Regions from separate parts of the Homo sapiens genome. Here regions 2 and 3 are each linked to region 1. Evidence: chromatin contacts called from ENCODE Hi-C or POLR2A ChIA-PET data. All regions are on one chromosome and are shown on one strand. The core of a region is the stretch at or near the end of the contact, and the rest is flanking DNA. Distances in the headings are between cores, read along the strand shown.

Region 1 (3,648 bases), core at 496-2,995:
AGATGCTTTCAGGAAGCTCTACGGCCAGCGCATGAGAGAGACGCCACAGGGCTCTGAAAGGCAGTGAGTGGGTTGCACAGGGCTCCCCAGGACCAGGAGCTCCTGGTGGATGGGGATTTCAACAGCTTCAGTGTCACTAAAGGGGAAGGCAGGAGGGACTTGTATCCGGTGGTCCTCAGTGATCAACACTGGGCTCCGGAGAGCCGGCCAAGTCACTTCTCCTGTCCCCACAGGGCAGTGGCTTCAAGTTCCGCTTGGTGGATTCTGAGCCTTTGTTCTTGGAACTCTTGCCGGGACATCAGGGGTCGACCCTGACCCGGGAGGAGCCTTGGCAGCTGAAGCTGGGTGGCAGCTGAAGTTCAGCCCACCTGGGTGTCCCCAGCTGCCCCAGACAGACACTTGGGCCTACCCTGCTCCACCTGCCCCTGGTCCACTTTCACCTTCGCTACCCTTACCCGCCCAAAGCCTGCAGGCCAGTGTCTAGCGTCCTTTCACCCTGAACAGGCTCCGAGAGCCTCTGTCTCCCTGGGGTGGGCTCCAGGCAGGTCTCAGGACAGATGAGTGAGAAGTTTCTCCTACAGGCTCATGGGGCAGTGACCTGAAGTCTGGCTGGGCAGAGCTGCAGGCCACCCCGTGCCCTGGGGGCTGTGCAGACAGAGGGCCCACATCTGTCAAGTCCTCTGGGCCTAGCTCCAGGGGCTCAGTGCAGACAGGAACCAGGGCTCCAGCCCGCACATACACAGGGCCCTGCAGTGAGGATCCCAGGGGTGCGGAATCTCAGTCCAGCTCTGCCTTTCATGAGCCCATGGGCTGCTTGCACATAGATCCTGGCACACAGTAGGTGCTTAATAAAGATTTGCTGGCTGAACAAATGCAGGCGGAAACAACCCTGCCAGGGAGAAGACGACCGCGTTCTGAAGCCTCAGAGTGGCCTGGGTGGTGGGGACCGGTCTTAGCTGGGTAGCTCCCAAGTGACAGGGACAAAAAGGCAAGTGAGCCCACAGGCCCACAGAGGGACACAACTCTTCCCAGAGCACCCTGCAGCCCTGAGGAGGGAGTGGGTACCCCCGTCCCTGGGCAACCAGTCTAGTGGGGAGTTGCCCCCGAAGCAAGTGTGCAGGACGGGGCTTCGTCAGACCCATAGGAGCTCACCAGGCAGGGCGAGGCAGGCAGGGAGGAAGACAACCCTCAGCGGGCGGCAGCTGCAGAGGGAGTCAGACCTCGGGGTGGGTGGAGGAAAATCCTGAGTCACCCACTGGTTCCCCAACCTGGGCAAAGGTGCCTTTGCTCTGCGTCTTTTCCCGGCAGCGGCAGAAATGGTGCTGCGGGAAACCGCCCCAGGCCGTGCGCAGAGCAGGCTCCTCATCAGAGCAGCTGCGGGTCCCAGGTGAAAAACACCAGGTGAGGACCTGCGGGCCTGCGGGCGCCCTGAGCAAGTGGAGGCCAGGGCGCTGAGGACAGGACCCGACCTTGTTCCACAGAGAGGGCCGCCCAGGGCCGTCACGGAGGCCCAGAGACTCCCTACAGGGTCTCACTTTGCTGCTGGGAGGGAAACTGAGGCCTTGCTCTGAGCTGGGAGGGAAACTGAGGCCTCGCTGTGTGCTGAAGGCGCAGCAGAAACCCAGGCAGTGGAGGCTGCAGCTGGCGGGAGGGGTGGGCCACCGGGCGGGGCGGAGGGAGCCTCAGCAGAGGGGAGGAAGCCGCAGCGATGACCTCATCCCCTAGGCCTCCGGGGCCGCAGCTCACGGGGTTTTTTAACCACAGGCATTGCAGGACAATTCCCTGGTATGTTCACCACCAAAGGCGCGGACTAGCCGTGTTTGTGTTGTGCTTTTGAGTGCCTCTCTCTTTGTGTGGAGTTTGACAAAAGCTGTGATCCTGGAGACAAAAGCCAGGCCCTCACCTGGGCCAGGGCAGGGTCTCTTACTGCAGAGAGCAGGGGGCCAGTTTCTAGCAGCAGCTGGCTTCGGCAAGAAACAGGAGAGCCACCCAAACCGGGAACTCCTTCCCAGGCAAGAACACGCAAAGCACACACACGTCAGACACACGTGTGCACACACACACCAGGCATATGTGTACGCATGTGCGCACGGAGCTACCCACAGGCACGCACACGTACACTGAGTGCACACATGCACACGTGTGCCACTTCCACAGACATGGGTACACAGACGTGCACATGCACGTACGTACACACGTGCACACACAGCCCCCTCTGAATTCAGAAGCCAGGTTGGGGCCCTCTTTGCAGCCCAGGAAGTGGCTCTCCTCCCTGGGAGGCCTTGAGGAAATCTCCCTGCCCAGCAGATTTCCGACGTGGTGTTCACGTGGTGTTCACGGTGCCGGCCGGACCCCAGCCGAGACCAGATTCCTCCCGAAATGGCTTTTTCAGGCCCACCGCATATCCCTGGTTCAGCAGAATGCCTAATCCCTCCGAGGCCGCGCTGGGGTTTCCTTAGCAGTGCTGAGATAACAGCTTTCTGGCACTGCAAAGCTGGGCGTACGAAAAGAAACGAGAAAACAGGGGCTCCCTGGGAACACATCGCTTTGATCCATTTTTTCCCCCAACATTTAAACATCGTGCTCTCGGAATCCCTCATGCGGGTCCTGCACCCGCCCGGCCCCTCCTGGGTTCCCCAAGGCTGTGGTTTGGGCTCCCCGCGCTCAGCACTCCTTGGCGGGTGCCAGCAGCTCCTGAGTTGCATGTAGCACGAGCGCCCTCTGGCGTCTACAGGCCTTCCCGCCGCCTGGCCCCAAGGGCTGCAAACACCTTTGCTTCTCGTACCTCCCCGAAGCGCCCCCAACCGTCCTTCCTGCAACCCTGCACAGCCTCCCTCTGCTGGAATCAAGAACCCAACAGCCGTCCTCACTCCTCCAGGCCTGAAGCCTCGGGAACCTGCTGTCAGGTGACTTCTGCCTGTGCTCTGATCCCCACAGCCCTGTGCCTGCTGTCCGCTGGAAGCTGTGAGCCCTGGGAGGGGTCCCTGCCTGCCCCGCCAGCACCAGCTTACCTCCTTCTCACTGTGCCCCTCCCACCTGAGCGCCCCCTCCTCCAAGCAAGTGGTCACTGTCTCCCCACCCAGAGCCCACGCCTCAGTCTCGGCCCTGATGTGTCTGTACATCCGCCTGTCAAGGCCAGGCCCACGGCTGCCTCACTCTCTGCTGTGTCCCCAACGTGCCCCCACCATGGCCATGACTGAGTGACAGCTGGACCCTCAAATCCCCTTGAAGGATTTGTTTCCACGCGGCCAGTGCTTCGAGAGACTGCTGGGAAGTGTGGCAAGGCGAGTGGGAGGGTGTCTCCATCACGCAGGGGCAGCTGAAGCCGGGAGCACATACCAAGCTGGGTCATCCTCGCTGGGCAACTCTGGCCTATGCATTTGATGCAGGGAGGGACATGCACGGCCAGGAAGCGCCATGCAGAGCTTGTGGGGTTAGCGCAGCCACGGGGTCCCACCCTCAGGGAGTGTGGAATGGCCTGAGGCAGACAGATGCTTGTGAGCCTCCCAGAGCCCCATGAACCCAGAACAGGGCAGGTCGGCGGGGATGGTGTGCAGGATAGTGCCAAGCAGAGGCCTGAAACCTGACAAGAGGCTGAGTGCTGACACTCCCGAGGACAGCCAGGTCCAGAGAAGAGGGCTTGCAAAG
Region 2 (3,810 bases), core at 1,007-3,506, 140 kb before region 1:
TGTACCATTTCTCATCTATGAAATGAATGAAGATAAAAACCTGAGTATACACTTGGTAAGGGTGGGGGAAGAAAGTGCATTTGTGCAGTCAAAGTGATGTAAATGGTACAGCCCTTATTTGGCAGTATCTATCACAACATAAATGAACATTTTAATCCTGCTGGAAATGGGGGGAAAGGGAGGATCTCTTAAAGTAAATCCACTGAAAACGGAGACCAAAATTTTACAATAGAGATATTTGATTGGGAAGTTAATTTGAAAAATAACAGTAGTTAAAATATTATTTTATCTCATATGCAATAACAGTTGTTAGAGTTACAATTATGTACACGTTTTAGAAAAAAACAAATCCAGAGGGGATTTTGGTTTGTCTTTTGTAAAGCATTATATGGTAACATCTGAGGGCATCTTTTATACTTGGCAGAGGATGTTGGCAGCACTTCCACAGAGAGGATCATTTTTTGTAGAAGTATGGCATGGTTTCACTGCTTGACCAAGAGGCCACCTGCATCAATTATCATCTCCCCTGCTGTCCTCTGAAATGCTTATCTAGGCATCGATCTTGGTTTCCTCTTCAACTGATTAACTAACTGGTCTACTCTGCCCAGTCTCTATTTGAGAAATCATTTGACATCATTTTCTTTAACTTGATGAAATCTCCTATTTTGACAAGATTTACAGTTCCTCTTTATAAGTTCCTCTTTACTTTGTGTGTGCTTTATATTGTCTTTGGTTGACAAGAGACAGCCAAAGAGGTCAGTCAGCAGAGATACAAGTAGGGATAAGATGGATAGGGAGAAACAACAGTGTTCAATAGGGAGGGATGTTTCAGGGAAACTAATTTCATAAGTGGTCATTTCAGTAGTGAATATATTTGAATGGTTAATGGCTGCTGTTTTTTAGCTGCCCTACATATCCATCAACAGAGGATCTGTTCCATAAATCATGGCACAATGAAACTCTGCAGCTGTTAATGAAAAGGAGATTTGCTAGATGTCTTAATACAGATCCATCTCCAGAACATACCAGTGTCTTCCTTTTAAGTGGTGCACACTGGGGCTGAACACTTACTAAGAAATGAAAGGGCTCCCCAGTCAAAGCTGACAGGTGTCATTACAACATGACCCCTGTGGTAGATCCCAGCACAATACACTGGCCATCACTCCATTCTCTTCAAATGTCCTAGGGTTGCTTCATACAGCAGACCATCGTACCCAAAGCCACTATGCATATGACTTGGTTATCTCCTGCCAGGCTGTAGTCCAGTTAGTGCTCCCTTGGAAATACTCAAGACCTTAATGAACTATCTATCTGTGAATCTGTGAAGCTACCCATTTCTTAGAGGCCTCTTTGGAGAGCTGGCTGTTGAATACCCAGTATGATGGTCCTTAGCCTTCTTAGACCTTTCCTGTACCACTACCTCTATGCCTTTTGCCAAGTCCAAGTGTTCACCAGAAATGGAACTGATGCCAGAAAGACTACAGCTAACAATCTGAGCAGAACAGTGAGCATGTCCTATCTGGGAAAAGCCCAGCCCATTGGGCTAAATCTCTAGCTGAACACAGAGACTATGCTCCTTCCAATTATACTGGAAGCCCAACCATGAGAAAACAGCACTTCAACTACACTGTTCAGAGCCATCACCTGTTCACACGTGTGTCTGTATACATGTAAACACACATTTTGCAATAAAAATGCTTCTCAGATGTACTGCACCATAATAAATCAGCATTGTATGTACAGCTCAAAAAGAAGTATGGCATACCTATGGAAGAAGTCAAAGGCAAAGTGTAGAAAAATACATACAGTATGCTACCATTTGTATAAAAAGGAGCCGTATCTACTAAGTACATGCACACACAGACACACGTATATTTGTTTATATAAAATACGTCTGGAAAGATGCAATAGGAAAGTGTTGAGTGGTAACCTTTAGGGAAGGAAACTTGGGAATTAGGGTTGGGTGGGGAGAGTGTTATTTTTCACCCCTTTTGTACTCTGAATTGGTTTTACCATGTGTGTAAAGACTGTTGTATGATTTTTGTAGCACAACCCTTGAATACATAAAGCACGATTGGCTCCCCAGAAGGCAGGTGTTGGCCAGGCAGTGGATGCACGGTAGGGCAGTGTGCAGCCCTGCATGCACGTGGCTGGTATGCCCTGCGGGCAGCAGCTCCCCGCACACAGTGCTGTGAGTCTCTGGTTCATGTCACTCTGTGGAGCAGGGGCTGCTCCAGCACAAAGAGGTTTTTGACAGGGAAAGGCAGAGCCAGAGTCAGGGCAGGCCCTGGGCGGGCTCCTAGAGAGCCCAACCACCCTCTAATAAGGGGTGCTCTCCACCCTATCTGAGGAGCAATTGGGATCTCCTAGGAAGTGAAACTGTTACGTATGTCTTATTACAGAATTTCCAGTGGAGTGATTCTGGAAGAAATGTGTATGGCATGTTGTGACTGCTATGTCTCATGAAATATTTACGTTTTTATGTAACTTTTTTCCATTTTCAGATCATCTTTTATTTTAACGCAAAATGACAATATATTTTTCAATTAATTTGCCCAATATCTGTGTTTAAATGTTTTCTAATGCACACACGTGTTTTAAACTCATTAAAAAAATATGACTTAGATCCCATCCCACTTTCATGTTTTATATTGCCAAAACTCTGCTTTTGGGAGAGGTGAGTTATCTTCACTTCTGAAACAGTACTGCTTGGGAGCTGGTTTGGCCCTGGCTATTCTGGGGAAATGACACAATATTGACCTAGAGGGGCCCTAATCTTTCCCCGCTAGAGCACTACCTCTAATAGGGTGAAGGATGGGAGAAAGAGGCTAGTGAACCCACCTTCAGGTCTGTCCACTCAGGACATGCCCACACTAGCCTCTCCAGGGGCTCTGCCCTTGGCATCCCCGTCCCCCACCTGGGCTCTGGCAGAGAAGTCAGGCGGGAAGAAGCCGGCTGAGTGCCCGCCACTGTAAGAGGAAACGAAGAGAAACAGCTCCAGTCAGCCCCAGAAGCGAGGCCTGGAAAAACTCTGCAGCTGGAGCTAACACAAAGGACTTTTCAGACCCTGCAGCCAAGGTGCCCAGTGAGCTTTTTTTTTTTTTTTTTTTTTTTTTTTTAAAAAACAGCTATTAGGGTGACAAGCCTTTCCAAAGGCCAGCAGTTGGCGAGAGTTTCCAGGAAGCTGGTCTGGCACTGGGCTGGGATTGGAGCAACTTTAACGAGTTAAGTTCAGAAGGAAGGAGTCATCAGGAAAGGTTTAAGGTTCAACAAACTTTTCAAATTATTTTGCAAAAAGTTCTGGCTTTCCAATTCAAAGGCATGTTTCGCTGTGACTGTTTTAAGCCAGAGCCTATTTAAAAGGCAACACAACTAGCATGCTTCAGATTCACTCACTCGAGGTATTTGTCTAAATCCTCCGAATGGGCTTTGCAAGTGCCATCTAGTGCCTAGTAACACTGGGGCCATCTTACACATCTCGACAGGCAGCCCTCCTCCCCACGTGCCTCCCCCCAGCCTCTGTGGTCGTGTGCGCGCGGGCGCGCACACACACACGCACGCATGCACCTTCCCTAAGCAGGAAGCTGCTCTTTGCCAAGAGCGAATGGAATTCAGATTTCCAGAGGGTGTCCTTGGCCTCCAGCTCTACGGCTGCATGATGAAGAAAGGTCCTAGTGTGTGTGCCGGGGGCTGGGAGAGAGGGGCCTCCAGCTCTGCTCACATCTATCTGGGCCCCAAGAAAAACCCACAACTGGCTGTGCTCTCCCCAGCCACACCCAGCCTTGGTCACATTCCTTCCCTTCCTGAGCC
Region 3 (3,660 bases), core at 898-3,397, 200 kb before region 1:
GCGGGGCCCCGGGGACAGTGCTCCCCCGACCTGCGGTGGCCGGGGGGCTGTGAAGCTTCCTCATTCAACCCATCCATTGCTCCCCTGCCTCTACCCTTGGTGCTCCCCGCCACCTCACGGAAAGTCCAGCCTTCTAGGCGCCTTTTGGCCACCCCTGCCCTGCTCTGCAGCTGGGCTCCGGCCTGAGGCCTCTTAGGACCTGACCCTCCCAATCTGCCTCTGGCCTGTGCTTTGGATGGTTCATTCGTTTATTCTTTGGACGTCCACCATGCACCTCTCACACACACCTGCGGGCCCTGGGGCCGGAGCAGGACCACCCCTGCCAGTGCTAGACAAGCTTGAAACTGTGCCTGTGATCAGAGGCCAGAACCACTAGAAAGGCAAGGCTGGGGCTGGGAGAACCGCAAGGTGGTCCTGATTTAGAGCGCGCAACTGCTCTGAGGAGGATGTTCAGGGGAAGCGTGGGTTGAGGCCTGAAGACTCAAGAGGATTAAGCAGGGAAGAGGAGAGCGTGTGCATGTTTCGGGGGTGGTGCGCCTGGCAGGGCAGGGGAACAGCGGGCGCGAAGGCCCTGAAGTGGGGGGGGAGAGAGAGAGAGAGAGAGAGAGAGAGAGAGAGAGTGAGAGAGTGTGTGTGTGTGTGTGTGTGTGTGTGTGTGTGTGTGTGTGGAAGGCCTGAAGTCCCCCTCCTGCCCGCTAGACCCCTCTCCACTGCCTCTGCCCTCCAGGAGGCTCTATAGCTTCAGATCTGAGGCCAAGAGGGCAGCACACTTGGCCTGGCTCCTCCCCCAGGGCTGCCCAGGCCTGGCTGTTCTTCCTCTCAAGGTGCCCACCGTGCCCGACTGTCTCCCTAGGAGCTGCCAGCAGCAACCTCGGGGGTCCCCTGCTACTCTTTGGGGTCCCTATGCTCTACCTGTATCTTTGCAACTAGAATGAGTCCCCCTCACTAGGGGTACCACCTATGGCTGCTGTCCCTGCCTGACACCGCCCAGGGAAGCCAAGCCGTGGGGAGGGCCTGGGCCAGCCTGTCTGGAAGGAAGCTGAGCAAAGGAGACTGAGGGTTTGTGGGAAAGTGAGGGTCGGGGTCGCAGTGAAGGAGGGCGAGTGTGGGGAGCCCCTGTGTTGAGTGCAGCTGAGAGGCCTGAGTGGGGTCAGTGCTGATGGAGGATGCCCCTTCCCTCTGGACACACAAAGGAGCACTAGGGAAGGCAGAGAGAGGCCTGGGGGTGGGGGTGGGGGTGGGAGTGGATCTCAGAGCTCAGGGCTCTGCTCTTCAGACCCCAGCTGCGGGGCCAGAGCCGTTCTGAGGGACACTGGAGACGTGCAAGGCTGGGTGATGCCTCCTATTTTACAGAGGGGGAAACTGAGGCTCCAGAAGGTAAGGGGCTGGCTCCAGGTGGAGGATGGGCTCAGGTGTGGCTGTGTCCCAGACCCCCTCTTCCCAGGACCCTGGCTGGCTTGCTGCCTGTGGGTGGTCACCAGCCCCCAGCAGGAGCCTCGAGTTTCTGGGCCTCCAGAGGGTGGGTGGGACCAGAGCCACCCCTGCCTCAGGCAAGATGGGGCTGGGGCCCATGGGGCAGGGGAGACCGCCAGGGCAGGGGTCCCCTCCCTGGGCCCCAGTGGGTGGGACAGAGGCCCCCAGGCTCCGGCTGCAAGGCGAGGCCTCGGTGGCGGCCACAATAAATATGTTTGTTCAAGGGAAGCCAGGCTGGGAGCTGTGTGCGCCGGCCCGGTGAGGAAGAAAAGGCCGCTTGTGCCTTGCACACTGGGGCGATTGTTCCTGCTCACGCAACTGCTGCCCCGTGGCCGGAAAGGTCAGACGGCCCTCGGGCCCCGTCGGAAGCACCGGTGCCTCGGGCCCCTTCGCTCGCGCCTGCTGTAACATTCGCCTGCGCTCCTCACTGCCCGGCTGCATCCACATCACCTCCAGGCCTTGGCACGGGGAGAGAAGGTACCAGGCAAGGTCTGAAAGATGGCCCAGCAAAGGCGAGGGAAGAAACGAAGCCAGGAGTCCCCTGCCCAGCCCAGGCGTCAGGAATAGTGTGGAAAGAGGAGGCCCCAGCTGGTGGCCTCAGCACCCTGAGGGAGTGGCTCTGGCCCCGAGGGTCTTCGCAGTGCCCACGGGGCAGCTTGTTTTGTGGACTATTGTTTGGATATTGGGGGATGCCAAGGTGAGGGTTGGGGAGAGGCCCAGGAGCACATGAGAGGTGCCAGCAATGCTCCTGAGGCAAGACCAAGCATCGTCCTCACCCACCAAACAGAAGGCTGAGAGGCACTGCCTGGCCGCAGCCCCGCTTCAGAGCAAATGGAGTCGACAGAGGCCACCACGCAGGCACTCCTGGCTCTCCCACAATTTAAAAACCCTAAAGGGCAAAAATCAGGAACTCAAGCCTGGTTTCCTCCCATTCCTCTGAAGGGGGAGGAAGGAACACAGGAGCCCACGGCTTGCAGGCCACACCTCGCTGGTCCCCTGCTGGCAAGGCGGCCTCCCTCTCCTCTCCTCTCTGCAGGAGACAGCTCTGTGAGATGGCTTCATCCAAAGGGCCCTCAGAATTGTGGTCCTGATGGTGAAGGCTGTGAGCAGCCGCTGCAGTGGTGTGATCAGACGCTCTAGCTGAGTGAGTTACCCACCACTGTCTTCCACCCGGAAGAGCTGGGAGATGGGGCCATAGGAGCCTCCTGGGTGGCTGGCAGAGGGGACAGGGACTCTGGACCAGCCCTCCCCTCCCTTGCTTCAGGCGCCTTTCTCTGGGCCTCAGGCCCTCCTGTGTGCGCTGCTGGGGGTGATTCTAGGAACCTGATCTCCATGACCACAGGGTCCCCCAAAAGATGGGTCTGTTCCGGAGGGCTTGCCTCAAGCAGCGAAGGGGACTCTGACATGGGAGGAAAGCCCTCTCCTGGGTGAGAACCTGGAGCCGCACCTCCTGTCCCGAGAGATGGCCGCCCTGGGTGTCCGCCTTCCCTGTGTCCGGTGCCCGAGTGGGCGTGTGGTGGGCGGCCTGCAGTGCTGGCTCCCTTTCCCAGGCCTCTCCCGCTGACACACAGCCGGAATGTGCCAGACTCACCAAGGCCTGAATTCCCGAGGGGTCTGGCATGCCGACTGTGGGACGAGGGCATTTGGGCATTGTTCTCTCCATGCAACAGTGGGGTGCATGGGCGGTGAGGCCCCTTGGATTCCGCCTGCCACCCTTGGCTTTATGAAGCTGCACCAGGTCTGACTCAGGCCTTGAGGAATTCAGCACCCCCTCGAGTGGGCACAGGGGACTGTACCTAGGGGCTGCCTCCCTCTGCCAGGCTGGGCAACGCAGCCCCTGCCGTGAACAGAGGTGCCTGGCTGCCCTCTCTTTCCCCCAGGTCCCTGAGGACCTTTGGGTCCAAGGTTGAGCTGTGAGGCCAAAGGAAGTGTTTGCTCCCAATGCAGGGCAACAAGGGCCTTCCTTTTCTATGAGCAAAGCTGGGCTCCCAGAGAGCGGCGGCTGGGAGGAGGCTGGGCCGGGGCTCTCATTTCTGTAGTTGGTTCAGCTGGGGGCAGCCTCTGGTCCATCTGGCCTGGTGCCCAGCCCTGCTTCTGGCCACAGCCACAGAGGCCTGCCACCAAAACGGCTCCAGCGTCTGTCCCCCATCCCTCCATTCTTCCCTCCTCTGCCCTTCGAAACCACCA

Evidence for each region. Hi-C counts contacts between places; a loop is a spot of excess contacts on that map. ChIA-PET counts read pairs that join two places held with the same protein, here RNA polymerase II (POLR2A). Pooled maps may share reads with other maps.
Region 2: a loop to region 1 is called in a map of sciatic nerve, with 2.0 times the contacts of the local background. The contact joins two enhancer-like sites. A Hi-C loop is called at or near these places in 4 of 168 maps with a recorded cell type or tissue (Caco-2, HepG2, heart right ventricle and 1 more), 2 of 37 single-sample maps with no recorded cell type and 3 of 50 pooled maps. POLR2A ChIA-PET finds 5 or more read pairs at or near these places in 1 of 52 experiments (IMR-90).
Region 3: a map of dorsolateral prefrontal cortex shows a loop between it and region 1 (2.1-fold over the local background). The contact joins two enhancer-like sites. A Hi-C loop is called at or near these places in 1 of 168 maps with a recorded cell type or tissue (dorsolateral prefrontal cortex), 3 of 37 single-sample maps with no recorded cell type and 2 of 50 pooled maps. POLR2A ChIA-PET finds 5 or more read pairs at or near these places in 2 of 52 experiments (H1 and HepG2).

Annotation. Positions count from the first base shown.
Region 1 is chr11:2,532,033-2,535,680 of GRCh38, reverse strand. The region is part of intron 2 of KCNQ1 (potassium voltage-gated channel subfamily Q member 1); the gene reads right to left. Among named protein-coding and RNA genes, the nearest start is that of KCNQ1, 89 kb to the right of the region's middle. RefSeq lists enhancers at 1-125, 2,876-2,985 and a silencer at 1,959-2,119. Within about 2 kb of position 1,745, at least 16 of the 41 ENCODE cell types and tissues checked have a DNase peak (open chromatin) inside an H3K27ac peak, as active enhancers do; they include dorsolateral prefrontal cortex, where a contact is called at or near this core.
Region 2 is chr11:2,674,142-2,677,951 of GRCh38, reverse strand. All of the region lies in intron 11 of KCNQ1 (potassium voltage-gated channel subfamily Q member 1), which reads right to left. KCNQ1OT1 (KCNQ1 opposite strand/antisense transcript 1) reads left to right here. Exons shown (of 1, transcript NR_002728.4): 1 at 1-3,810. Among named protein-coding and RNA genes, the nearest start is that of KCNQ1OT1, 24 kb to the left of the region's middle. Within about 2 kb of position 2,256, at least 9 of the 41 ENCODE cell types and tissues checked have a DNase peak (open chromatin) inside an H3K27ac peak, as active enhancers do.
Region 3 is chr11:2,730,783-2,734,442 of GRCh38, reverse strand. The region is part of intron 11 of KCNQ1 (potassium voltage-gated channel subfamily Q member 1); the gene reads right to left. Among named protein-coding and RNA genes, the nearest start is that of KCNQ1OT1, 33 kb to the right of the region's middle. RefSeq lists an enhancer at 2,526-2,695. Within about 2 kb of position 2,147, at least 2 of the 41 ENCODE cell types and tissues checked have a DNase peak (open chromatin) inside an H3K27ac peak, as active enhancers do; they include dorsolateral prefrontal cortex, where a contact is called at or near this core.